3 separate regions of the Mus musculus genome follow, and regions 2 and 3 are each linked to region 1. Evidence: chromatin loops called from intact Hi-C (ENCODE). Cell type or tissue: gastrocnemius. All regions are shown on one strand. Links, peaks and the distances in the headings refer to the core of each region. The heading gives the core; the rest is flanking DNA. Region 1 has its middle 26 kb from the start of Msh6. Region 2 overlaps Msh2 (mutS homolog 2). Region 3 overlaps Gm46609 (predicted gene, 46609).

Region 1 (10,796 bases), core at 2,967-7,966:
TATGTGTAGGAGAGTTATAGACAGTAGGTAGGTGAGGTGGGGTGTTGTAGTCAGTAGGTAGGTGATGTGGAGGGATTGTAGATAGTAGTTATGTGATGTGGGGGTTAGGTAGGTGATATGGGAGGATTGTAGATAATAGGTAGGTGATGTGGAGGATTTGGAGACAGTAGGTAGGTGATGTAGGGGGATTGTTTAGTAGGTAGGTCATGTGGCAACCTGTATATTTGGCAGGTGATATGTGGGCTTGTAGTCAGTAGGTAGGCTTTGGGGGTTGTAGAAAGTAGGTAGGTGATATGGGAGAATTGTAGACAGTAGGTAGGTGATGTTTTTGGGAATTGTAGACAGTACATAGTTAATTTGGGGGTTGTATACAGTATGTAGGTGATGTCGGAGGAGCTGTAGACAGTAGGTAGGTGATGTGGGGGGGTTGTAGACAGTAGGTAGATGATGTGGTAGGGTTGTAGACAGTATGTAGGTGATGTGAGGGAGTATAAACAGTAGATAGGTGTTGCGGGGATTGTAGCCAGTAGGTAGGTGATGGGGAGGGGTTATAGAGAGTAGGTAGATGATGATTTGGCTTGTAGACAGTAGGTAGCTGATATGGGCTTTTTAGACAGGAGTTAGGTAATGTGTGTGGATGGTTAGAGACAATAGGTAGGTGATATGTGTTTGTGGTTGTAGTCAGCAGGTAGGGGATGTGTGTGGGTTGTACACTGTAGGTGGGTGATGTGGGGGGTTGTAGAGAGTAGATAAGTGATGTGGGGGTAGTAGACAGTAGGTAGGTGATGTGGGAGATGTGGTATAGAGATGGAAGCTGATATGTGTGGGGGGTTGTAGGAAGTGGTTATGTGATATGGGGGGGTGTAGACATTAGGTAGATGATGTGTGAGGGGTGTTTGTAGACAGTAGGTAGGTGATGTGGGTGGGTTGTAGACTGTAGGTAGGTGAAGGGGGGTTGGAGAAAGTAGGTAGGTCATGGGGGTTTTGGAGACAATAGGTAGGTGATGTAGGGGGTTGTATAGTAAGTAGGTAGGTGATACGGCAACTTGTACATTTGGTAGGTGATGTGTGGGGTTGTAGACAGTAGCTACATGATGTTTGTGAGAATTGTAGACAATATGTAGGTGATTTGTGGGTTGTAGACAGTAGGTAGGTGATGTGGGAGGTGCTTTAGACATTAGGTAGGTGATGATCTTTTAGCCAGTAGGTAGGTGATGTTTGTGGAAGTTGTAGATAGTTGGTATATGATGTGTGGGGTTTTAGAGAGTAGGTAGGTGATGTGGGTATGTTGTAGACTGTATGTAGGTGATGTGTGTGGAAATTGTAGACAGTAGGTAGGTGATTTGTGTGGAAATTGTAGACAGTAGGTAGGTTATATGTGAGGGGTTGTAGACAGTTGGCATGAGATGTGGGTGTGGGGGTTGTAGACAGTAGGTAGGTGATGTGGGTATTGTAGACTGTATGTAGATGATGTCGGTGTGTTTTATTTAGACAGTAGGTATGTGATGTGTGTGGGTTGTAGACCGTAAGTAGGTATGTGGAGTTGTAGTCAGTAGGTATGTGATATGGGCTTTTAGACAGTAGGAAGGTGATGTGTTTGGGTTGTAGACAATAGGTAAGTGATGTAGGTAGGTGATGTGGGAGGCTGTATGGATTAGGTATGTGACGTGTGTGGGAGTTGTAGAGAGTAGGTAGATGATGTGGGGCTGTTGTAGACAGTCGGTAAGTGATGTGGGGTTTTGCAGACATCAGGTAGGTGATGTGGGGGTTGTAGACAGTAGGTAGGTGTTGTTTTGTGTCTTAGACAGTAGGTAGGTGATACGTGGGTAATTTCTTTGTACCTTGGTTATTTCCCTTGCGTACAGCCCATTCGAAGTGCTTCCTGGGGCTGTTAGCTATACTGATTTCCCCGCCCAGGCAGGAAGCCAGTAGTTGATGGGAACAGTCCAGAATGGAGGCCCCAGGCTCATAGAGATGCCTGTAGCCACTATGTACCTTTTTGTCTTGCTGCTGTGTATCTGAAGTAGACAAACATTGTGATAATTTGATAACTTAGAACTCCATTTCATCAGCAAAGCACGTAGCACCTAGACCTCTGTTTTAGAGTAGTGATGGCTATGAAAAAAAGACCATGACCAAACTAACGTGGGGAGGAAAGGATTTATTTGGCTTAGTCCTCCACATCACTGTTCATCATCAAAGATCAGGATGGGAACACAAACAAGGCAGGAACCTGCAGGCAGGAGCAGTTGCTGAGCCATGAAGGAGTTCTGCTTACTGGATTACACCTCATTGTTTGTTGAGGGTGTTTTCTTCTAAAAATCAGGACCACAGCCTAGGAGTGACCCACTCACAGTGGGCTGGGTCCTCCCACAGTGATCACTAATTAAGAAAACGCCCTCCAGGCTTGTTTAAAGCCCCATCTTTAAACAAGCATTTTCTCAGATGAGGCTCCTCCTTCTCAGATGACTCTAACTTGTGTCACGTTGATATAAAGCCCAGTCCAGATCCCCCACTTGCCCCACAGCCTGAAGTGAAAAAAACAAGGCTTCTGGTCAAAACCCAGCTTCATTAGGAGAGCTGGTCTCTGCAGACAGTGTGGCCGCTGTCTTGACAGACCCTTCATTCGGCCCCACAACACAAAGGGAATTTCTCTCTGTATAGGTTTGAGGGTGAGGCAGCACATCCCATATCATGTAACCTAGCCTATGTGCTAGTAGTCTCAGAGAAAGGCACTATAGAAGAGTAACGTTGGAGCTGGAGGGGTTGTGCAGTGGTTAAGAGCACTGGCTTTTCTCTACGAGAATACTTAGTTCAATTCCCAGCACCTACACGGTGGCAACTCAGAGTCATCTGTCTACCCAGGGGCTCCAATGGCTCCTTCGGGTTTTGTAAAGACTAAAGTTACAGGGCTCCAACAGTCACCAGCAGTTGTTGCTCTTGCAGGGAACCCTTCATTGAGCAGCTCTCATTGTGAGAATTTGATACTTTGATAACCACCGGTAATCTCAGTCGCCAAAGATCCAATGCCCTCCTATTCTGACGTATCATGGTATTTATACATACACAGTACACATAGACACCTACACAAATAAAAATACATCTTCAAATAGAGAAAACTTATAATTCAAGTTTGTCTTGGGCTTGCAGCTCCAAGAGGGAAACTTGGCCCTAGCACAGTTGGGTTGCCAGGTTTCTGTGAGAGCCATCAGGGTGGAGGGGCTTGACTTCTGGGGGGGGGGGAGAAAGCAGCTAGTGGGTCTGTAAGGATGGTGGGGAGAGCTCTGTAAAGTCACCCAAGTGACTTTATAAGTGACTGGCCTCTGTAGTTCTGAAGAGCGAGCCGGCAGGTAAGTCTCCTCAGGCCTGCGGGGGGAGATAAGACATGTTTCTTTACCTCTCTTTGTGATTTGTCTCCTCAGCGGCCTCCCAAGGCAGACTCAGGTGGGCCGTGCTTGTAGCTGTTGGGGTTCAAAATGAAGTATCCTAAGATATAGCACCTGTGGGCATTTCTGAGTACAATCACCTATCTCTTAACAGTAGGAATGTATCCTGAGAATGTACTGTCAGGCTGTCTGATCTGAGTGCATCTCATATCCCAGGTGTCCTGCCCCATGCCTAAAGAGAAAGGCTGTCATATATGGACGCAGAATAACAGGCATGCCAGATCCCTCAGTCTACAGCGGAGCATGGAGGGACATACTTGTATAGTCCCAGCACTGGGGGTAGGGTGGGGTGGGGTTGGGCAGAGGATCGGTCAAGACCATCCTCAGCAAAGGTTTTGTTTTGTTTTGTTTTGTTTTGTTTGTTGTTGTTTTTAAACAGATCTTGCCTGAGTTTATTTGTAAAAGCAGCATAGGACACTGGTCATTTGCAAATAGTGTGTGGGTAGGTGTGTCACAGCAGTCCATCTGTCTTCACACTGGCAGAAGCCTTTTCTCTGGGGCCTTCACAGGGGCCTGGGCACCTTTGGGGGCCTGGGCTGGAGCTGAAGCCTGGGTCTTAGCTGGAGCGTTGGCCTGTGCCTTGGTTTGAACCTTGGGCTTTGGTTGGCAGCGCTTACGACCCTTGGCCATGTAGCTTCGAATCTGCTTCCCAAGCTTGGGGTGAGCGATGAAAGCCCTGGCGATGGCTGAGTTTGCGGCTGGGGCCCTTTGGCATCTTGGGCTTGATGGCCTGAGGCTTCACGAGGGCCTTGTTGGCCTCTGCGCGCGCACTCACTGCCTTTGCATTGTTGGCCTGCATCTTCTCCAGGCCTTTCTGTTGTGCTTCTTGGCAATGCGCATGTTCCTCAGGAACTTGGGGTCAACCCCCTCAAGAGATTCGTATCTTTGCGACCGGGGTTTCTTGATGTCATTTCTGTGCCAGTTGCGGGACTGGTTGTGTGTGCCGTGGTTCTTAGACTTGGCCACGTCTGCACGGTAACCCGCGGCTCCCGCAGCGCCTGAGACCGGAAGACCTCAGCAAAGTTTTAAGTTGGAGGTTTCCATGGTTACACAGAGACACATAGCCTCAAGAAACAAGCAGGCAGTTCCAAACCAAACCAACCTGACCAACCAACTCACCCACTCTTTCCCAGGCTTTCAGTGTTGTTGTTGTTTGTTTTTCATACTGTTTAGAACATTCACTTTTTTAAAAATTAGATTCTTCCTTCCTTCCTGTTTGTTTGTTTGTTTCTAGACAGGGTTTCTCTGTGTAGCCCTGGCTGTCCTGGAACTCACTCTGTAGACCAGGCTGTCCTCAAACTCAGAAATCCGCCTGCCTCTGCCTCCCGAGTGCTGGGATTAAAGGCGTGCGCCACCACTGCCCAGTTTATTTACATTTCACATATCATCCCCTTTCTTGGTTTCCCCCTCCAAAAACTCCCTATCCCTTACCCCCTGCTCACCAACCCACCCACTCCCGCTTCCTGGCCCTGGCATTCCCCTACACTGGGGCATCGAGCCTTCACAGGACCAAGGACCAGGCTTGCATCCTTACTGCTCCTGAATTACCTAAGGCTAGTGATATGAGTTTACGATGTTTGCCTCTTGTTGTCTAGCCGAGACTTTGGAAAAGCACCATGTGGCTCGAAACCCGCCTCATTTACTGGCTTCCTTCCTCACAACCACTCTTGGTCTGCAAGAGCCCTAGCCAGGTTAAGCAGGCTGCAGCTGCAAGGCTCCGTGCAGCCACCAGGGGTCAGCCTTCGCCAGGCCGTGAACCCAGAGACTCGGTTCGTCTAAAGCTCCACTTGGCTCTTTCAGTTTGGGCTCCTGGGACCCCATCCTACTGAAATAGCCAGCACCCCTATATTTTCCTGGTCCCAGAGAGAAATGTGAGATCAAACTCGGGGTATAGAAGTAAGGCTGTCAAATAAACCTCAGGGACACAGTTACATCTGAATTCTCTATCTCCCCTCACTTCTGTTATACACACATGCATACAAAATAAAATAAAAAATACATATTTGTTTAGGTTGTTTGTTTTTGTTTTGTTTTTAAGACAGGTTCTCACTATGTAGCCTTGGCTGACGTAGAGCCCATTCTATAGGCCAGGCTGACTTTAAAGTCACAGAGGTCTGTCTGCCTCTGCCTCCCAAGGGCTGGGGTTAAAGGTGTATACAATCATACCTAGCTACAATAAACTAAAAACAAATAGCAATGTTTATAACCTACAATTTCAAACTTCTGGCCTCCAAACCCTCAAGTTGCGGCCTTCAGTCTGAGTAAATCTCATCAAGTCCTCACTGAGATAACCATCATAGGTCATGCTTTTCTCTCTGGCCTCCAGCTGCTCATGAGGCCTAGGCAGGTCTGACGGGCCTCGTCAGTGGGAACAAGCTGAATGCTGTGTTCAGTATTGCCTTGTGTCGGTTTTGAAACAGCCCCCGAGAAGCCGCTTTTGTCCTGACTTCTCGTGTGAGCCCACAGGTGACTGAAGGCAGGACGCCATCTCTGCGTGTGTCTCCATCCCCTTTACTTTCGCAGAGGACACTGAAGTTGCTCCGAAACCTGCAGTCATCCTGGCTCCCAGGAGAAGTAGAAGCTCAGTGCGCAGACCCCTCCTCCAGAGGACGCGGGGGTAGCCATCACCCGAGAACTGACCTGTCCCCTCAGATAAGACCTTCTGACCACTTTTGCAGAACTCAGACTGAAAGGGTGGCAGGCAGGGCCACACCTCGATCAAGACTCCTGACCTTGGTAGATCCATTTTTTGTGAGTTTGAAGCCAGACTGATCTAGATAGCAGATTCTAGGCCAGCCAGGTCTGCGCACTGCTGCACCTTGACCCTTGCCAGAATCCATCCTCTGTTTAAACCTAAATGATTTGCTGGTAGGGGCATTTACCATCAGCCAGATGACCCACATGGTGGAAGGAGGTGATTCCTCCAAGTTGTCCTCTGACATCCCTTCATACACATTCACTCTTTGTGTGTATGTTGTATATGGATGTGTGGGTCACTGTTCTTTTTCTTGGGCTGTTTCTTTGTCTCCTAATGTGGCCACATTGAAAAAAAGTCTCGCATGGTGGTACACTCTTGATCCTACCACTTGAGAGGTAGAGGCAGGTTGATATTTTGTAACTTTGAAGACAGCTTGATCTAGATAGTGAATTCTAGGCCAACCAGAGCTACATAGTAACACTCTGCAGAGAGAGAGAGAGAGAGAGAGAGAGAGAGAGAGAGAGAGAGAAACGAAAGGAAAACAAAGACGATAAACCTCTTTTGTCTGTTTTCTCTACCATGTTCCTTTAATTGATATGATGGATGGAGGATCCATCCTAGCCTTCTGGGGCTGCCAGAGCCCAAGCTCCTGAAGCTCCAATCGCAAACTGTAAAAAATGTACTCATCAGTAAGTTTTCGCTAGATTTACAGAACCTAATATATATCTAATGGTCTTCAATAAGACCAGAAAATGGGCTGAGCGTGTTGGAGTGTTGTTCTTTAATTAGAAGTAGAATAATGTTTAACTCGAAGGGAAATAAATGATGTGTTTGTTTAAGGAACTAGAGTGGCTTGGGCAACAAAGGTCAGCTGTCCTCTCAGGATATTCTTGTGGAAAAGAAAAGATGTATACTGTGGAGGGTGTAGACTCCACACAGCAACTCTCCTTTCTGTCTGCTTCCAGGTTCCCCCTTTCTCTCCCAATAAAAGCTCTCTCTGTCTCTGGGTCCCCCAACATAGTTTTGTAAGTGATAGCACTGTGTGGTAGTTTGAATAAGAATAACCCTTGTAGGTTCATGTGTTGATCAATTCAGTCGGTAACACTTAGTCACCAGGGAGGGTTACTATTTGAAAGGATTAGAAGGGTTAGTAGGTGTGGCCTTGTTGGAGGAAGTATGTCACTGGAGTTGGTTTTTTTGTTTTGTTTTGTTTTGTTTTTTTTTTTTGTTTTTTGTTTTGAGGTTTCAAAAACCCAAGCCAGCCCTGGTCTCTCTCTCTCTCTCTGCCTTCACATCAGGATGTGGCTCAGTATACTGCTTCCACACCTGCCTGCATCATGCCACAATGATAATGGACTGAACCTCTGAAACTGTAAGCCGGCTCTAATTAAATGTTGTCCTTATAAGAATTGCTGTGGTCGGGGCTGGAGAGATGGCTCAGTAGTTAAGAGCACTGACTACTCTTCTGGAGGTCCTGAGTTCAAATCCCAGCAACCATATGGTAGCTCACAACCATCTGTAATGAAATCGGATGCCCTCTTCTGGTGTGTCTGAAAACAGCTACAGTGTACTTACATATAATAAATAAATAAAAATTAAAAAAAAAAAGAAAGGCCGGGCGTGGTGGCGCACGCCTTTAATCCCAGCATTTGGGAGGCAGAGGCAGGTGAATTTCTGAGTTCAAGGCCAGCCTGGTCTACAGAGTACTAGGACAGCCAGGGCTACACAGAGAAACCCTGTCTCGGAAAAAAAAAAAAAAAAAAAAAAAGAATTGCTGTGGTCATGGTGTCTCTTCACAGCAGTAGAATACCTACGAAGAGACTCCATCTTTGGTTTGTTGGTTTTCAAATAAATCTGTCTCCTTGCTCTAACGACTTATCCCTTCCAGGAACAATTTCCAGGTCTCAGCAACTGCTAGCTCAGATCAGGCAAGTTTAATAAACTAGAGACACTTCGTTATTGCTCTGGGAAAGTAGAGCTTATTGATTATCTCCAGGAGTGTACAGCTCAATTCCGGGTCCTTGAGAGCAGACAACAAAGCATCAAAAAGTAGGCGTTGAAATGCAGATCTGGCATCCCAATACTAGGAAGGCAGGGGAATCGCTGGTCAGCTTAGGTTACATGAAACCCCGTGAAAAACAAACAAACAAACAAACAAGCCTCTTTTTCTCTACTTGAAAATTTCATAGTTTCTTTTGTTCTTCCTATTAATGACTAATGTTTAGACTAAAGGTGGACCGACCCCAAGTCCATTTCCACCTAACCGATGGAAAAAGTGAAAAAGGAAACACCCAAAGATAGCATGGCGTCCAGCTGCCAGCAGAATCTACAGTAGGGGACATTACTGCTATTGAGTTTTTGTGTGATGAAATTCTGCTCCATGAATATTTTCTGTGCAGGAGTCATCTCAGCTAAGGTGATGGGAACAAGTAGAGAACCTGAAAATTTAAAAGCACTTACAGGGTGGAGGCAGGGCGGGGGCACATAATCAGGAGTTCAAGACCAAGGCCAGGCCTGATCTACAGGAGATGGCGATAGAAAGCAAAGCAAGCGAACAGAGCCATCAAGATCAGCAGCGGGAACAGGAAATAGAAGCGGGAGCTGGCCCCTCTCCAGAACATCCCACCTAGCTACCCACTCCTGTGATTTTTCTTACAGGATTTACTTACATTTCTTACATTTATTGTAAGAACCCTAACAAGGATCTAAGGAAAACCCACTGTCCTAAAGGAGGTTTTCTAGAGCCTTTGGCAAAGGCAGCAGCAAACGAAAAGACAAAATTAGCGGCCAAAAATGACAATCCTCCTCCTCCGCCCTCTAACAAGCAGACACGGACTGCTCGGAGCCCACTGACTCTGACCTGTATAAATGTCTCATACAAACAGTCGGAGCCCGCCTCCCAAAGCCCCTGGTGCCTCACCCCAAATGGCAGATCTAGAGGAAGGACAAAGGGGGTTTTAACCACCTGTGGTGGTTTGAATAGGGATGGCTCCATACATACACTCATGTATTTAAATGGTTGGCCCATAGGAATGGCACTGCTAGTGTCATGACTAAGTCATGGGGACCCCAAAGACCACCGAGGAGCCAATTCTGATGTAAACACATAAGGGTCTCTATTATGAACTCAAGAGCAAGGTCTCTCACTGTCCCCATAGCAGTGAGACATGAGTAATTATTGTGGTTACAGCAAGCTTGGAGAATTTCCATAGGGGTCAGCAAGTTAGTATTTTAAAAACTGCATTTCTGGTGTCATCTCCAGGAACTGAACATGGGGACAAAACCACCTGATGAACAGGGTGGCTAAGCTATCTATTCTCTGCAGAAGGCCTTAGGCTATCTCTATGTACCCTGATCCTGCTATTATAGCCTGACTGGCTGTTGCTAAGGGGGAGGGGGGTGTCATAAGATGCCTGCTCTAGTGGACTTTGTGATTTTTCTTCCTGGAACTGAAGTTTAGCCCCTAATTTTGCACAAAATGGAGTTTCTTCAAAAACAGGGTTGGTTGGGCTTTCCATTGGGGAATGTGGCCTCGTTAGACTTGTTGGAGGAAGCGTATCACAGTCACTTTCTCTTGCCTGTGAAAAAATATAACGTAAAAGCAAATTTCTAGGCCTTTAGGCCCAGGCTTGAGAATGTGACCTCTATGACTCAATGCTCCAAGGTATGTTATCATAAAACAGATAGTGGCGTTCCTTTACCCACCCGCTTCCTGTGTTCAAGGAGTGTTCATTCAAAGAAAGTCACCCTGACCTACCCTGACCATTGCTGGAACCCGCTATGCAAATGTGCTATTGTTAGGGGCTCTAGAAACTGTCTTGAGAAATAACCCGCACAATTACCAGGTATTCCTTGTGACTCTTGTGACTTTGCACTTCCTGTGACTCTTAACTGGTATTTTTGGTATTTTCCAACAACGCCCTCCCCACCTCCTTGAGTTGTGGTTTCTTCCTTTAAATACCCCCTTACCCAGCTACTCGGGGCACCATGGTCCTCTACCCCTGTGTGGTGTATGACTGTGGGCCCGAGAGTGCTCTTGAATAAAAGTCCTCTTGCAGTTTGCAGCAAGACCGTTTCTCGTGAGTGGTTTGAGGTGTTGCCTCTCCTGAGTCAGAACGTGGGGGAGTCCTCACATTGTGGGTCTTTCACCTGCAGATCCAGATGTAGAACTCTCAGCTCCTCCTCCAGCACCATGTCTGCCTGCACAGTGCCACACTTCCCGCCATGACGATAATGGACTGAACTTCTTTCTTTCTTTTTCTTTTTCTTTTCTTTTCTTTTCTTTTTTTTTTATTGTTGTTTTCGAGACAGGATTTCTTTGTGTAGCCTTGGCTGTCCTGGAACTCACTTTGTAGACCAGGCTGGCCTTGAACTCAGAAATCTGCCTGCCTCTGCCTTCTGAGTGCTAGGATTAAAGGCGTGTGCCACCTCGCCAGGCTGGTCTGAACTTCTGAACCTATACACCAACACTAATTAAATGTTGTCCTTTATAAGAGTTGCCATGGTCATGGTGTCTCTTCACAGCAATGGAACCCTTAAGACACCACCTAACAAGATAGCGAGCTGCCCTCCTCTTAGCTATTCAAATTCTACCCCACTCAAATGTCCCATGACCAAAGCCATGTAGCTCTTCTTAACTGCCACAAAAGGAG
Region 2 (5,000 bases), core at 1-5,000, 260 kb after region 1:
CCGGCTCTCTCTCCAGTCCTTACACGCTTAGCCGGCTCTCTCTCCATCTTACACACTTAGCCGGCTCTCTCTCCACCTTACACACTTAGCCGGCTCTCTCTCCATCTTACACGCTTAGCCGGCTTTCTCTCCATCTTACACGCTTAGCCGGCTCTCTCTCCATCTTACACACTTAGCCGGCTCTCTCTCCAGTCCTTACAATCTTTCTAAATGCATTAACTAAGGAGCTGGAGAGTTAACACTGTACGCTGCTCCCGCAGAGGACCCAAGTTTAGTTCCAAGAACCCACACTAGGCAGCAAACAACTACATTTACTCTAGCTCCAGGAGACCTGATATCTTACTGTCTCTTCCGAAGGGAAGGAGGGACAGAGGGACAGACAGATGGACGCACGCATACACAATTTAAATGCATTAATTACAAGTGTGAGGCAGGTGGATTTCTGAGTTCGAGGCCAGCCTTGTCTACAAAGTGAGTTCCAGGACAGCCAGGGCTATACAGAGAAACCTTGTCTCGAAAAACCAAAAAAAAAAAAAAACCAAAACCAAAAACAAAAACAAAAACTCAAGTGTATGGCTCTGTATCAAGGTTTTGTATCTTGATAACTACACTTCAATACAATTAGTTTCTTTTCTCCTTGTTTTATTTCATATGTTTAAAACCATTATTCTGAAAATAAGTTTTATTAGAAGCCAAAACAGCCTGTGTAGCACAAAATGAAACAAAGTTACAAACACTAGATACACAGCTGCGGAAAGGGCTTCAGACAGAGGTTAAGAGGGCTGACTGCTCTTCCAGAGGGCCTGGGTTCCATATCAGCACCACATGCCAGCTCACAACTATCTATAACTCCAATTACAGAGTACTGGATGCCCTGTCTGGAACTCTGCAGGCTAAGGCAACTTGGTTTTGTCTTTTAATTTTAAGGAGAGAGAACACACACTAGCAGGCCTCAGCTCTACCACTCTCCCCTTATTTTCTAGCACTGTGACTAATCACTTCACCTCACTTCATGACTTCAACATGTCTAACCCCTGCTAGCCTTAAACGCATCACTGGCTGATACAGTGAGGCTCCCCAGCCTCTCAAATCCTAGAAGCTGGCTGTTTCTCTGACTTTCTTTTGTTTTCTTTTCTTCTTGTTTGTTCTGGCTTTTGAAACAAGGTCTCATTCTGTAGCCCAAAATTTATGTAGCTCAGAATTTATGGCAATCCTCCTGCCTCAGCATACTAAGTTTGGGAATTATGGGTATCAGCCACTATATACAGCATCAGTAATTTCTCTTTCTTCACATTTTAAAGCCTTAAGTGCACAGGTGCTTTGCCTGTCTGTCTGTCTGGCATCACTGACATGTTTGGTACCCAAGGAGGCCAGAAGACAGTGTCAGATCCCCTGGGCCTGATTTACAGATGGCTATGAACCATGCTGGTGCTGGGAATCAAACCCAGGTCCTGTGGAAGAGCACCCAGTGCTCTTTTAAGTGTTGAGCCATCTCTGAGCCTTCTCAGCATCTCTCATGCTTGCTCAGTAAGGGTCTTGGATGTCAAAGATCACCCAAGGAATTGTGAACTTCTTAAATTAACTGAAGCATGAAGTGTCAGGCCTGGAGAGATAAACAAACTGAAGACACCCCACGCCCATAGATTGGCAGAATACTGTGAAAATGGCTACATTAAGCAACCAAAAAGACTCAATGCACTCTCTATCAAAATTCCATTTGCATGTGGCTGGTGAGATGCTCAGTAGTTAAGAGCACTGGCTGCTCTTCCAGAGGGTAAGGGTCCAATTCCCAGTACCCTCACAGGGGCTGACAAGCAGGGTTAGGGTTTGGTTTAGGGTCAGGGTCAGGGTCAGGGTTAGGGTTAGGGGTCTGTAACACCAGTTTCAGGCACAGATAGACATGAAAATACACATAAAATAATAACTTTTCAAAGTAGTTTACAAAGTCCGAACAGATAAGTTAGACATAAAATAATCTGTATGTCTGCGTGAGTTATCTTAATCTGCTGGAAACGTGTCCAATGTAGAACATCGTTATTTTATATTTTACCCTGGAACATTTGAGATAGACATGAAAATCCCTGTTTCTAGATGTGAGGGTGATCTGGCTGGACAGGCATCACCCCGCTCCATGGGGTCAACTAAAGCCACGCAGTCACCTTCCCAAAGATAGGAAAACTGCTTTTGTTGAGGACCTCTGTGCAGCTAACTCCATTACCCAGCTAGAACCTCCCAATAAGCTGGCAAGTATCTTACAGAGAAAAACTGTAACCAATGCAAATGCCCTCCCTTTCCAAGCTGCTGCTGCCCCCTGCTGTCTGTGAACACACCTGACTCTTGCTGTTCTCTGGACTAAAAAGCAAGCTTAGAATGAGTCAAAACCGAAAACATCACAGGAGGACAAATTATCTGTAACATCTCAAAATAATGGATGCTAATATACTTTTTAAAGCACGGTAAATTCCGCACACTAAAGAACTGTGCTGAGCTCTTTAAAAATAATGGGGATGGGAGGACCCACAGAAGGAAACCGGGAACACGGAACATAAAACAAGATGTCTTCTTAAAGTTTATAAGCTCAGGCTGCGTGTGTGTGTGTGTGTGTGTGTGTGTGTGTGTGTGTGTGTGGTGTGCGCGCTCGCTGGCTACATCTATCAACAAACAGGCACCTTAGCACCTGTCAGCCCAGCCCTGCGGTCAGGGTCAGAAGCAGATGTGTAAGCAGAGGATGAAGAAGTGCAGGCTTTTAGAACCGGGAGCCGAGAGAGGAAGATGCACTCATACCAAAAGCGATTCAGACTAGGACTTGTTTTTTCTAGTCAGTCAGTCAGTCAGTCAGTCAGTCAGTCGTCAGTCAGTCAGTCTTACTTTTTGAGAAAGAGTCTCTCTACACAGTACTTGCTATCTTAGAACTTCCTATGTAAACCAGGCCGGCCTCAAACTCTGCCGCCTCTCATGACCAGATCTGTGCTGAGGGAATAGGGCAAACATGAACACTTAAATGTGCTAAATCACAGAAAGGGAGAATTAAAAATAAATAAATAAATAAATAAATAAATAAATAAATCACACAAGCTGGGCACAGTTGTGCAGTGCTTTTACCTCAGCAGGGCAGGTCTTCGTGAGCTTGAGACCAGCCTTGCTTATACAGAATTCCAGGCCACCCAGGGAGGGCTTCATAGGACACTGTGTCAATCGATCAATCAGTGAGTAGATGAGTAAATAATGAGTAATTAATCGTGTACTAGGTGACTTACTAGGAAACAAAAGGCTATCTATCTGCTACTGTACAGTGGGAGATACATGAAAGCAGAAAGCCCCAAACAGCTGCTGTGTGCTGAGGCCTTACTGCTTAGAGCGGCCCAGTCAGAGCACATCCCTAATTCCTGCTGAAACCAGACAAAATGATATAAAAAGGAAACAAGCAGATGCTACACATTTATGTGATGGGGAAACTGAGGCACGAGGAGCAGAAATTCGTAGTCACAGAGTGGAGGAATCAGGTTTTCATTCTGTCTCTTTTGTATATGAGCCATGCTGTGTGTGCAGACCAGGAGCCCTGCAGGAGTCAGCCCTTCCACTGCATGGGTTCTAAGATCACTGGGGTCCCAGGCTCAGTGATGAGCTTGTACCACCGGTTGGCACATCTAACCAACCGAGAGGAGGAGTGTTTCTACAAAGGTCCTTTGAGAAAATAAGAACCCTTTGTAAAGTATCATCTTTCCCACGTGTTTGTATGAGCGTGTGTCCACACGCTCAGATGCGAGCGGATGCACATCCAAGTGAAGGCTGCTGTCAGGAAGCTTCCAGACTGCTCTTCCCCACGGCAGTCTCGAGGGAAGGTCTCTCTCCCTCTCTGTTTTAAAGATGTATTTATTTTATGTATGTCAGTCTACTGCTGCTGTCTTCAGATCCACCAGAGGGAGTTGAACTCAGGACCTCTGGAAGTGCTCTAAAAACTGCGGAGCTTTTCTCTGGATCCCGAACCCACAAGGTCTCCTAGTTGAAACTAGAGCTCACTGATGTGATGAGTCTTGCTAGCCAGGTTGGAGCTTCAAAGATCCCGTCTCCACCTGGAACTATGAGCACCCCAACTTCAGTCCAGGCCTGTGTACCAAGTGCTTAAACTCCTTAGCCCTCAGTTACCTTGGTGCCTCGGGCCCACAACATGGCTCAGTGGGTAAGGGGCTTGCTGTCAAGCATGGCTACCTGATTTCGGAGTTCTGTGACCCACAGGATAGAAGGAGAGAACCAACTCCCCAAAGCTGCCCTCCTGCTTCCGCACATTACACAAAATAAATTATTGTCACAACAAAACTCAATTTGTGTTCTGTCATCATGAAGCTGAATTTAAATTTGTCTGGAAAAGAAAGCAAATTTTCCCGTAACACTGACAGAGCTATTTTGAGATACTGGGTCTCATCGCTTATCAGCCATATAAGCAATCTACTGCCAAGCCCCTACGGGGTATGTTTTAATAGCTCTAAGAGTTGTTGATGTCTAATTCCAACTCAAAATGCTTTACATGTTAGATATTTAATAACTATACAAACTAAAATTAGTGTTGTAGAAACTTGCATTCAATCCAAGGAAGCTAAGGGGGAGACTGGGAAGATGGACGACTCAATGGCCAAAAGCACTAGTTCAGGACAAATGGGAATGACATCCAGATCTGCAGCACCCAGATGGAGTAAGACATGGCTGCCCCTCCCGATAACCTCACACTGAGGGGGGGGGAGTGGCAGAGTCCAAGAGCACACATCAACTGGCCATCGCCCAACTAGGAAAGCAAGCATCTGAACGGGAGAGAAACTCTCAAGTGTAGCTCTGGGCACGCGTACACATGGGTACACACGACCCATCTATATATGCAAAGCACGCTCATCTCCACAGTGCCCACACACACACCTTTGTCAAGGACATGATCTCACTCACATATATTCTATTAGATAACTATATGGACTTCCTTTTTATTGCGACATGATGTTGTGCAGTCTGGG
Region 3 (10,796 bases), core at 2,559-7,558, 350 kb after region 1:
AATGCAGCCACATTGAACAAACCACTTTTTTTCTGCTTTTCATGCTAAAAAAAATTGTTGCAGTAATTTCTTACCCCAAAGTGCCCATATAGACCCAACAACTCAGTTACTACATTTATAAGCTATATGCCTAGATTGGGCAGATCTATCACTATACTAATTTATTCCCCTGCTATGAGACCCCTTGTGGCTTCTGTAGGCCATGTGGTTCTACTCCACTTTTCTTCCTCCTCTTCCTCCTCCTCTTCCTCCTCCTCCTCCTCCTCCTCCTCCTCCTCCTCTTCTTCTTCTTCTTCTTCTTCTTCTTCTTCTTCTTCTTCTTCTTCTTCTTCTTCTTCTTCCTCTCTTTCTCTCTCTCTCTCTCTCTCCTCCCCTCCCTCAGACATCCCGTTCCATCTTTCCCTTCCCCTGCCTAATCAGAGGCTCTAGCCTTTATTTGACCAGTCAGCATAGGGAGAAGGTTCAGTGAGATCACCTGTGTAAGTGATCCACCCCTGGTTGGGGGCAGCCCCTCTCGAGGAAGCAGAATTAAGATCAAAATACAAACAGGACCAACAAAAAAATTAAAAGAAAAAACTTTAAAAAAATTTTTTTTTATTTTTTAGATTTATGTTTGTGGGGAGAGGGCATCAGAGGACAACTTACGGGACTCACTTCTCTCCTTCTACCATGTGGGGTTCAAGAATCACACTTGAGTCATAAGGCTTAGCAGCAAGCACCTTCATCAGTACACCCATCTTACCAGCCCCTGGATGGTTATTCATCTTATTAATAAATAAGATGAAGTCTTGCTCTTTGTTCAGGGTTGGTGTGAACTTTACTCAGGTCAGCCTCCAGCCCCAGTTGGAGCTGGGAAAATGGGTATTTTCCTTCTTTTTCTAAGGGCAGGTAAGCCATTGCCCTAACCCAGGTTGCTTCGGTTGCTGTCTTAGGGTTTTCATTGCTGTGAACAGATACCATGACCAAGGCAGCTGCTATGAGGGAAATATTTAATTGGGGCTGGCTTCCAGGCTCTGAAGTTCAATCCATATCATCATGATGGAAAGCAGGCCTGGCCCTGGGCCCTAAGACTGGCTCCTCAGGACCTTAGGTGGAAGTTTTCTCAAAGCCCACCCCCACAGTGACACACTTCCTCCAACAAGGCCACACCTCCTAATAGTGCCACTCCCTGGGCGAAGCATATTCAAACCATCACGGATGCATTGACAAATAGTTTCTCTCTTTTTAAAGGTGTGTGTGTGTGTGTGTGTGTGTGTGTGTGTGTGTGTGCTATTTGTTTTGTGGTTTTCTTTTTGAAACAAGGTCTCATTGAGTAACCCTGGCTGGCTGGCCTGGAACTTCCTTTGTAGACTAAGTTGAACTAGATTTCACAGAGATCTGTCTGCTTCTGTTTACATCTATCTATCTATCTATCTATCTATCTATCATCTATCTATCTATCTATCAATCATCTATCTATCTATCTATCTATCTATCAATCATCTATCTATCTATCTATCTATCCATCCTTTATGTATTTGGCTTTTGAGACAATGTTTCTCTGTGTAGCCCTGGTTGTCCTGTAGACCAGACTGGCCTTGAATTTACAGAGATCCAGCTGCCTGCCTGTGCCTCTGGAATGCTGAGATTAAAAACACCACATACAGCTTGTCTTTTTTGTTTGTTTGTTTGTTTGTTTGTTTCCGAGACAGGGTTTCTCTGTATAGCCCTGGCTATCCTGGAACTCACTTGGTAGGCCAGGCTGGCCTCGAACTCAGAAATCCACCTGCCTCTGCCTCTGCCTCCCAAGTGCTGGGATTAAAGGTGTTCGCCACCACGCCCAGCTTTAATTAACGTTTTAAAATTGATTTTTTTCTTTTTTTTTTAATTATGTATTTTCCTCATTTACATTTTCAATGCTATCCCAAAAGTCCCCCATACCCTCCCCCCACCCCACTATCCACCCACTCCCACTTTTTGGCCCTGGCGTTCCCCTGTATTGGGGCATATAAAGTTTGCAAGTCCAAAGGGCCTCTCTTTCCAGTGATGGCCGACTAGGCCATCTTTTGATACATATGCAGCTAGAGTCAAGAGCTCCAGGGTACTGGTTAGTTCATAATGTTGTTCCACCTATAAAAATTGATTTTTAATATATATATTTAAAAAGATGTATTTATTTTATGTATGTGAGTATACTGTAGCTATATTCAGACACACCAGAAGAGGGCATTGGATCCCATTACAGATGGTTGTGAGCCACCATGTGGTTGCTGGGAACTGAACTCAGGACCTCTGAAGAGCAGTCAGTGCTCTTAACCGATGAGCCGTCTCTCCCGCCCCTTAATTAATGATTTTATTGTTACCTTTGCTTATTTATTTTGTATGGGTTGGGGTATGCATGTGTTACTGTGTGGAGGTCAAATGACAGTCCGTAGGAGTCTGTCCTCCCCCTTGTCACCTGAGTCTCAGGACTGAACGCAGATGGGCAGCTGTTTGGGACGTGCCTCCGCTCATGGAGGAGATATTTTGCTTGTGCTAACTTTTAAATTCTTTCTTTCTTTTTCAGACCCAGTTTCTCCATGGGCTATAAATCACTATGTAGATCTGGCTGGCCTCAAACTCATAGCAGTCTGCCTGCCTCTGCCTCCTGTGCACCATTATGCCCTACATTAAAAGCCATTTTTTTAAGTTTTATTTATTTATTATATGTAAGTATACTGTAGCTGTCTTTAGATCACATTACAGATGGTTGTGAGCCACCACGTGGTTGCTGGGATTTGAACTCTGGACCTCCGGAAAAGCAGTCAGTGCTCTTAACCGCTGAGCCATTTCACTAGCCCTAAAAGTCTTTTTTTTTTTTTTTTTTTTTAAATAAAATCTTCTTTTAATCTCAGCACTCAGGAGACAGAGGCAGATGGATCTCTGAGGGTAAATTCTAGGACAGCCAGAGCTACCCAGAGAACCTCCTTATTCTGCTCTCAGTAAAACAAATCTTCTAAGCAGGTACACAATTTCTAGTGCCCCTTAATCTTTTTTTTCTTTCTTTCTTTTTTTCTGTAGTACTGGATTCAAACTGAAGGTGTTACATATACACCCTACCACTGAGCCATACTCCTAACACTACTGGATTTTTTCTTCAATTTTATTTTATTTTTATTTATTGTCATATATGTGTGTTTGTTCCCATGAGCATGGGTGTGTGTGGAGGACAGATCCCCTGGAGCTGGAGCTATCGATGGCTGTGAATTGCCCCATGTGTGTGCTGGGCACTGAACTCTGGTCTTCTCCCTGCTGAGCCAGCGCTCTAGCCCCACATCAGTCCTGCTACATACGGAGGTTCTTGAAAGCCTTTATTTGTTGGCTGACACATAACTGTACTTGTGTAAAGAACACAGTGTGACATTTTAGTTCTTGTATATGACGGTAGTCAGGTGATAGTGGTGTATGCCCTATGATCCCAGAACTCATAAGGCTTCTGACTAGAGAGTTAGGAGTTCAAGGACAGCCTGGGCTATATGAGATACTACTTAAACATACATACAAACAAACAAACAAACAAACACCAAAAACAATAAAACAAACAAATCAAAACCAGATAATGATCAGATCAGGGCAGTTAGCACATCTCTCATCCAGACATCCTCCTTTCTCTGGGTTCTGAGCATTCAAGACCTCTCTGTTTTTGTGAGACAGGATCTCATGTAGGCCAGGCTGGCCTCAAATTCGTTGTCTGAAACAGGCTTATAACTACAGACTGCAGCTTCCCTGGAAAGGCCTTCTCAGTCACAGATAGAAGTCACATGAGTGAATACTGGCCGGGCTATTTCTTCTGCGGAGAAGGCCTGGCTGTTCCTTTAGCCTGCCTGCCCTTTTACAGAATGGCAAGCCTTCCCTCCTACCTTCAGGGTTCCTGTGGAAGCCAAAGAGATGGGTCCACGAATGGCTGGGAGTTCCGGTTGAGTCTGTGCTTATATAAACATCACACTGAGAAGTGAATAGCAGGAGCAGGTATAAAGTGTGACGTGATCCCTCCCAGCATGCAGCGTTGCTCAATGGAGTCCATTCATGTCCCCGAGAAAAGCAAGGAGAGGTACTGGAAGGAGTGGGTGGAACCAGAAAGTTCCTAGGACAAAGGTGTTATCCGCACCATAAAAGTGAGGTATCATGGCCTTGGGCCCCACGCCCATGGATGGAGAGAAAACCAGAGCTGAGGTAGCTCCCCAGAACTCAGGCCAGTGTACACTCGGAGCGGCTGAGGCGAAGCTGACGAACCTCAAAGGCTTCGTGGGAGAGCCTGTGAACAGACCAGAGAGTGAGGTCACTGCATGAGCTGAGAAGGAAACGGTGGTTGGCGGAGGGCTGCCCTACCACAGCCGGCCAGCCTACCACAGCTGCCCTCTGGGTAGATAGATACTAGCTGATTTAGTCTCTAAAAGCTGGAGTCCACTGTACATGTACAGTTCAATGCCTTGGGGTGTGGGGGCTCCCCTTGTTAAAATGTGAATGGTCACATTCATTTGTGGGATCGTCATGAATGATGAATGGGATTTTTTTTTTCTTTTTTCCTTTTCTTTTTCTTTTTCTTCTTTGTCTTTCCTTTTCATTTAGGCCTCTAGCTGGGACCACACCCTGCCACCTGAGACACAGAGGCCAACGGTGAGGAAAGCAGGCGGAATGGAAATGCCCCTTTAACCATCCAAGAACCAGAGAAAAGCCACAGGCTCCAGGAAGGTTCAAAGGGCAGAGGGAGGGCCTGGTGAACTCGAAGTCTCCAAACAGTAGCTTGGACATGCCCATTGGGGCAGGGCAAAGACAGCATCCCGCACAGGGACTTCTTTGGCATTTATGTTGGACAGTCACCCCGAGCTCTCTGACTACAGGCCTGGAAAGTCTCTACAGTTAGTACTGAGAAGAGTGGGAGCTCGGTGAGATTCCACGGTGGGGGGATCCAGGCAGGGAGACTGGGCCTGCAGTTAGAGCTGCTTGTCTTTCTGGATCAGGAACTCAGAAATCAGATACTGGCTTGACCTGCCTTCAAAGTAGGATTGACCGTAGGTATGTTGGGATGGTTGGGCATTTCCTGAAAATAACGTTTTCCCTACCCTACTCACTGATCCCTAGCATTCCTTTAACAGGGAGCCAAGACTTGCGTTACAGAGCAAATTTAAAGTGGCTCGGGAAGAGAAACTCTAGACAGAGGAAGAGGAAGTGTGTGTGTGTTGGGGGGGGGGGGGGCTCGAGCACACGCGCGCATGCCCTTCTTGTACGGTGGTCATGTTTTGCTCATGCCCATGCGCATGAGGGAATAAATCAGCTTCCTCTATCACAAAAAGCAGCAGAATTATTCCCAACTGGCTTTAGGTTTCCCAGATTTAGGCAGCAGAAGAAAGCAAAGCCGCCCCCTCCCCCCTCCCCAGACAACATTATGAAACCAGAGAGCTGCTCCAAAGGCTTCAATTCTTCTTATTTTTTTACGTTGGTAGTTCTCTGCCTTTCTGATATGTAGTGCTGCCTCCTGCTGGCCATGTTGCGGTATAGCGGCTGAAAGGCACGGGGGTGAGGGGTGGGGGACTCTGACCCCCTACCTAGGAAGCCTATGGCGGGAACATCGCTTAAGAAACAGGATAAGACTCTCAAAAAAAAAAAAAAAAAAAAAAAAAAACAACAACAACAACAACAAAAAACCTCTGGGTGTCTTTTGGCTTTGAATTTAAACAGGGATATCTATGTCTTGAGCTCTAGTTTAGCAAATTAGGTTCCAGGGCCTTGAATGTTCAAAGAACAATGGCTGCCAGCTCCACCCACCTCCTGGATTCCAGGTTCCCGGGCAATCTTCTGCAGTTCTCTCCGGTGAGGCTGCGGCCTCCAGGGCGTGGTGAGAGTCTCCATTGTCTTGTTCCCTACCACTCCTAGAATCTCTCCAAAGGAGATTTCCCTACAGTTGCTAAGCAAAGCAGTGCCAGTTTCTGTAGATAGGGCCCAGCAGAGATTAGAATTTATGTAGCTGCACTTGGATGGTCAAATATCTCAAAAAAGATACCTTCAAGTTGCCTGATGCTATGCTAGAGTATTAACAAAAGCCACCAAAAGCCGGGCGGTGGTGGCGCATGCCTTTAATCCCAGCACTTGGGAGGCAGAGGCAGGCAGATTTCTGAGTTCGAGGCCAGCCTGGTCTACAAAGCGAGTTCCGGGACAGCCAGAGCTACACAGAGAAACCCTGTCTCGAAAAAAAAAAAAAAAAGTCACCAAACATATTTATTGCCTTTTTATTTTAATTTGTGTGTGTGTGTACATGTGCCATTACAAATGTTTGTGAGCCACCATGTGGTTGCTGGAAATTGAACTCAGGACCTCTGAAAGCCACTCTTAGCCCCAGCCCAATGTCTAGGCTTTTTTTTTTTTTTTTTAAAGAATAAAAGATGGTGTCTTGATATGTGGCCCAAACTGTTCTCAAAGTTCCAGCAGTCCTCCTGCCTCAGCATCCTGAATGCTAGGATTACAGGTGTGCACCACCATGCCCTGCTAACCAAGCATTTTAGAGACACTGATAAAATTTATACTGGTTTCAGCTGTATAGTTCCAATTCACGAGAATGAAGGTAGGTGGGTCTAGAGAGATGGCTTGATAGTTAAGAGGACTGGCTGCTCTTTGTAGAGGATCTGGGTTAGATTTCCAATATCCACATGACCATCTATAATTTCATTTCCAGGGATATGATGCCCTCTTCTGGCATGCAGGCATTTATATGCAGATAGAGCACACATACATAAAACAAAGAAATAAATCTTTTTTAAAAAATTTAAGACACACCTTTATTCCCAAAACTCAGGAATTCAAGGTCAGCCTGGTCAACAGAGCAAGTTCCAGGGCAGCCAGGGCTAAACAGAGGAAACTCTGTCTTAAAACTCAAACAAAGCCCAGAGATGCCTCAGCAGTTAAAGGTTGGGCCATGGAGCATTAAGACCCAGAAGGTGGAAGGAGAGGATGATTCCTGCTGGAAGTCTGTGGCGAGCTGTAGCTTACCAGGGACCCCCTGAGTGAACCACGTGGAGCCAGGAATCAGTGCAAAAAGTAAGAGGAATTTATTGTTCCAATGTGTTGGGGTCACCCTGCACTCAGCACGATCCGTGACCTTTTGGTACAGTTTTCAGGCCACTGTCCTCTGACATGCACATACCTGTGGTGATATGCATTGTGCCATACAATTCGCAGGACACACACACAATAAACAAAATATAAAAGTTTGAACCAATAATAAACTTTGCTTTCATGGTATCTAGGGACACTTAAAACCTCCCCTGATGGGCTGGAGAGATGGCTCAGCAGCTAAGAGCACTGACTGCTCTTCCAGAGGTCCTGAGTTCAATTCCCAGCACCCACATGGTGGCTCACAACCATGTGTAATGAGATCTGATGCCCTCTTCTGGTGTGTCTGAAGACAGCTACAGTGTACTCCTATAAATAAACTAAATAAATAAATCTTTAAAAACAAAACAAAACAAAACAAAACAAAACCCTCCCCTGATAAAGTTCTCAGGTTGCGCACTCACCGAGAGCTTTAGGGTCTGACTCAAGGTCTGGAGGGAAGGTGCTCTCCACACAACCATGAAGCCATCAGTGTCAGTGTCTGGGTGAAGCTTCGGCTTAGGAGATAAAGGAAGGTGTTCCTGGGTTTATTGAACTAGGCTCTAACTCAGAGGTGACAAATGGAAGCACAGCCATTGTAAAAAGTAAGCCAAATGCTGTTTATTCCCTGTGACACCAACAACTCAAGTGCCAAGAACCCCTAGGAGGTGGCCGTGCTCTGGATCTGAGCATGCTCAAGAATTAGGCCTGCGACTTCACTGATGCTCTTAGAACCTAGTGGTAATGTCTGAAGACCCGTCTCAGCTCTGCTCAGAACTGCGGGAAGTGAGTGACAGACACTGTGGAGGACCCTAACGATAGCAGGCACTAAAGCGGGAGCCCAGTCAGTTTCATGTGCAACTCTTACACGTGTTCTCGCGACCGGCCAGGAAGAACACAACAAACCGGAATCTTCTGCGGCAAAAGCTTTATTGCTTACATCTTCAGGAGCAAGAGAGCAAGAGCAAGAGCTCTATTGCTTACATCTTTAGGAGCCAGAGCGCAAGAGAGCAAGAGCCAGAGCAAGAGAGAGAAGGCGAAACCCCGTCCCTTTTAAGGAGAATTATCCTCCGCCTAGGATGTGTCACTCCCTGATTGGCTGCAGCCCATCGGCCGAGTTGTCGTCACGGGGAAGGCAGAGTACATGGAGTGGAGAACTACCCTTGGCACATGCGCAGATTATTTGTTTACCACTTAGAACACAGGATGTCAGCGCCATCTTGCAACGGCGAATGTGAGGGCGGCTCCCTACATGCAACAGAAAGGAACTTCAATGCTCTGTAATGATTGCCTTGCAAAAAAAAAATTTAAACTTGGACATTTGATCACAATGATATGGGAAGCCTAAGCAGAGGTGTGTAGGCTTAGATTTTCAAACCCTACTTTAATAAGGGTTCTCAAATGCTTCTAGCCCCCTCTTCTAGCCCCCTCTTCTAGCCCACTGTCCAAAGGCAGGGGAGAAAAGATGGTAAATAGGACAAGGGGGATTCAAGATGCGCTTAGAAGGAGTTCTTGGGGGGGGGGTGAGTCCAATCTCTGTTATCAGGATACCAGCAGTCCAGTTCAATAGTGTCAGGAGGATACCAAACACGAATCAGCAGCGGTGGCAAGATCCAGCAGAAACTGCCAGGCTTGCGCAGAATCCCCGTGAGTCAGCCTGGACCAGGACCAGGACCAGTTGGGATGTCAGGAGAAGTTCTCTGCTGTGCCTCTCTCAACAAAGTGAAGATCAGTGAAGATGAAGGCATGAGAGTCTATGTGTGTCCAGTCTCTGTGTGATTGATCATTTGAGCCCCTTTGAAGTTGATATGTGTGCATATTTTGGAGACACCAGTAATTGAGACAGTCTGTGAGAGTGAGTCACCTGCACTGTTTGCTTTGTGACGATACGCATGTCTCAGTTGATAAGAGGTTTTTCCTGGTCCGATCTGATCTTTCTAAGTTTTGTTGGTAACCATGTTTTCCCTGTAGACACATAAGCACAACCACTTCCCTATCTTAAAACTATTGCAGGTTTCCATATGTCAACATAGCCTTATAGTATATCGGTTGGTCTAGTTCCTCAGGTTTTTAAATTTTATTTTTTATTTTATTTTTTTAATGACTGCTAGAGCCGACCTGCAGGAGTTGAGTCTCTGAGGGAGGATTGAGGCTTAAAGATAGGAAAGGCAGAAAAAAAAGATGTAAAGTGCCAAGAGTTAGATTTGGGAGCCACAAGCTAATAGAAACAATTGCTGAAATATACACAGGGCGCCTGTTTACATCCAAAACCCTCCCTGTTCCTTCCACCAAGGTCAATAGAATCTTCAGCCCCTCGCCTTGAGCCTCAAATGTACCTCCTCTTATCATCTGTGCTTCCAACAGATCCTGACTCCCTTAAATCTGCCAGGCAAGCAGACACCCCCTCCTTTCTCTGCTTTGGAGAAGCAGGCAAATGGCTCCCTAAAGACAACCCAGTATCTCTCAGCTTCTGTTGTTCCCTTTTCACCAACATTAAGAAAACTTAGAGTTAACAAGGCATTATTTAATCTGTCCCTGGGGGGAGGGGGGTTAGTCTTCCTCTTTGTTTAGTAAGCATCCTTTAAGGTACAATTGGCTCACTGCTTGTCCTGTAGGATTGTGCGGTATACCAGTAATATGTTTTATATTGTAATAGGTAAAGAATTGTTTAGTTTTATTGGATAAATATGTAGGAGCATTATCAGTTTTAATTTGTACAGGCATTCCCATAATTGTCATTATGTCCAATAAGTGTGTCAGAACACACTCAGCTTTTTCAGAGCATAAAGCAGATATCTGCCCACTGGAACCCTCAGTACATGTCAACGATATGATGGATATACCCTTGTTTTTCAAATTCTGCAAAATGGAAAACATCCATTATCAGATGTCATTCCTTTTGGTGTCCCCGGGGTTACTACCAGGAGGTGACAGACCTGGTTGTATAGAAAACACATAGGACGTTTTAGAATTATTTCTTTGGCTTGTTGCCAAGGGATAGAAACTTTTGTCTTTAAACCTCTCCTATTAATATGATGTTTTTTTTCATGAAATGCATGATTAGTAATACATTTCCAATTAGTAATTGGTCAGTTTCATCATGTCCTTGAACTAATGGACCTAGCAAACCTGTATGAGATGGAATATGAGTAATATATAGTGGATGGTTTCTACTTCTGATGTCCATTTGCAACTGTATAAACAATAAGGTTAATTCTGAGTTATCAGGAACAAATTCAGCAATCTGTATATACAAAATAACTCTTTTTGCATATAAAGAGTCAGTGATTATGTTAAGAGATTTAGGGTAATCTAATAATACCATAAAGATTGCATGTAATTCTGACTTTTGAACTGAGATATATGGACTTTTGAGCATGTTGCTTATTTTGTCTGATTTATAATCTGCCATTCCCATCTTGTTTGCATCTGTATAAGATGTTGGTGTTTCTGGAATTGCTGTTCTCTCTACCTGGGAAAATCCAATGAGTTCTTTTTATAAACAGTATACATTTGCTATTCAGATAACTGTCATTAATTTCACCCGAGTAATTACCACATGACCCATCCAGCAGGTCCAGTTATTCGAGGGTCTCGAGGGGACCTTCTCCTAAGAACCAAATGGAGGGAGGGAGAGACAAGAATCCTGTGCAATGAACGACACGCGGAAGCAGTCTGAGTAGCATCAAGGT

Evidence for each region. A loop is a pair of places that touch in the nucleus more often than their neighbours do. Peaks named below come from ENCODE experiments on the same cell type or tissue, not always from the same donor. Only the 100,000 strongest peaks of a DNase experiment are listed, where the experiment ranks them.
Region 2: a loop joins it to region 1, with 14 times the contacts of the local background. A loop is called at or near these places in 22 of 42 quality-filtered maps.
Region 3: a loop joins it to region 1, with 7 times the contacts of the local background. A loop is called at or near these places in 10 of 42 quality-filtered maps.

Annotation. Positions count from the first base shown.
Region 1 is chr17:87,943,543-87,954,338 of GRCm38, reverse strand. No RefSeq gene overlaps it. Among named protein-coding and RNA genes, the nearest start is that of Msh6, 26 kb to the left of the region's middle. In gastrocnemius, for the core only: no CTCF peak of the experiment used is centred there; a DNase peak (open chromatin) is centred at 5,176.
Region 2 is chr17:87,689,434-87,694,433 of GRCm38, reverse strand. The region is part of intron 7 of Msh2 (mutS homolog 2); the gene reads right to left. Among named protein-coding and RNA genes, the nearest start is that of Msh2, 19 kb to the right of the region's middle. In gastrocnemius, for the core only: a CTCF peak has its summit at 2,310 (motif pointing left); a DNase peak (open chromatin) is centred at 2,306.
Region 3 is chr17:87,596,798-87,607,593 of GRCm38, reverse strand. Gm46609 (predicted gene, 46609) reads left to right here. Exons shown (of 3, transcript NR_169183.1): 3 at 4,588-5,311. Among named protein-coding and RNA genes, the nearest start is that of Gm46609, 11 kb to the left of the region's middle. In gastrocnemius, for the core only: CTCF peaks have their summits at 5,501 (motif pointing left) and 6,703 (motif pointing left); a DNase peak (open chromatin) is centred at 5,503; H3K4me3 peaks cover 702 bases; H3K27ac peaks cover 1,402 bases.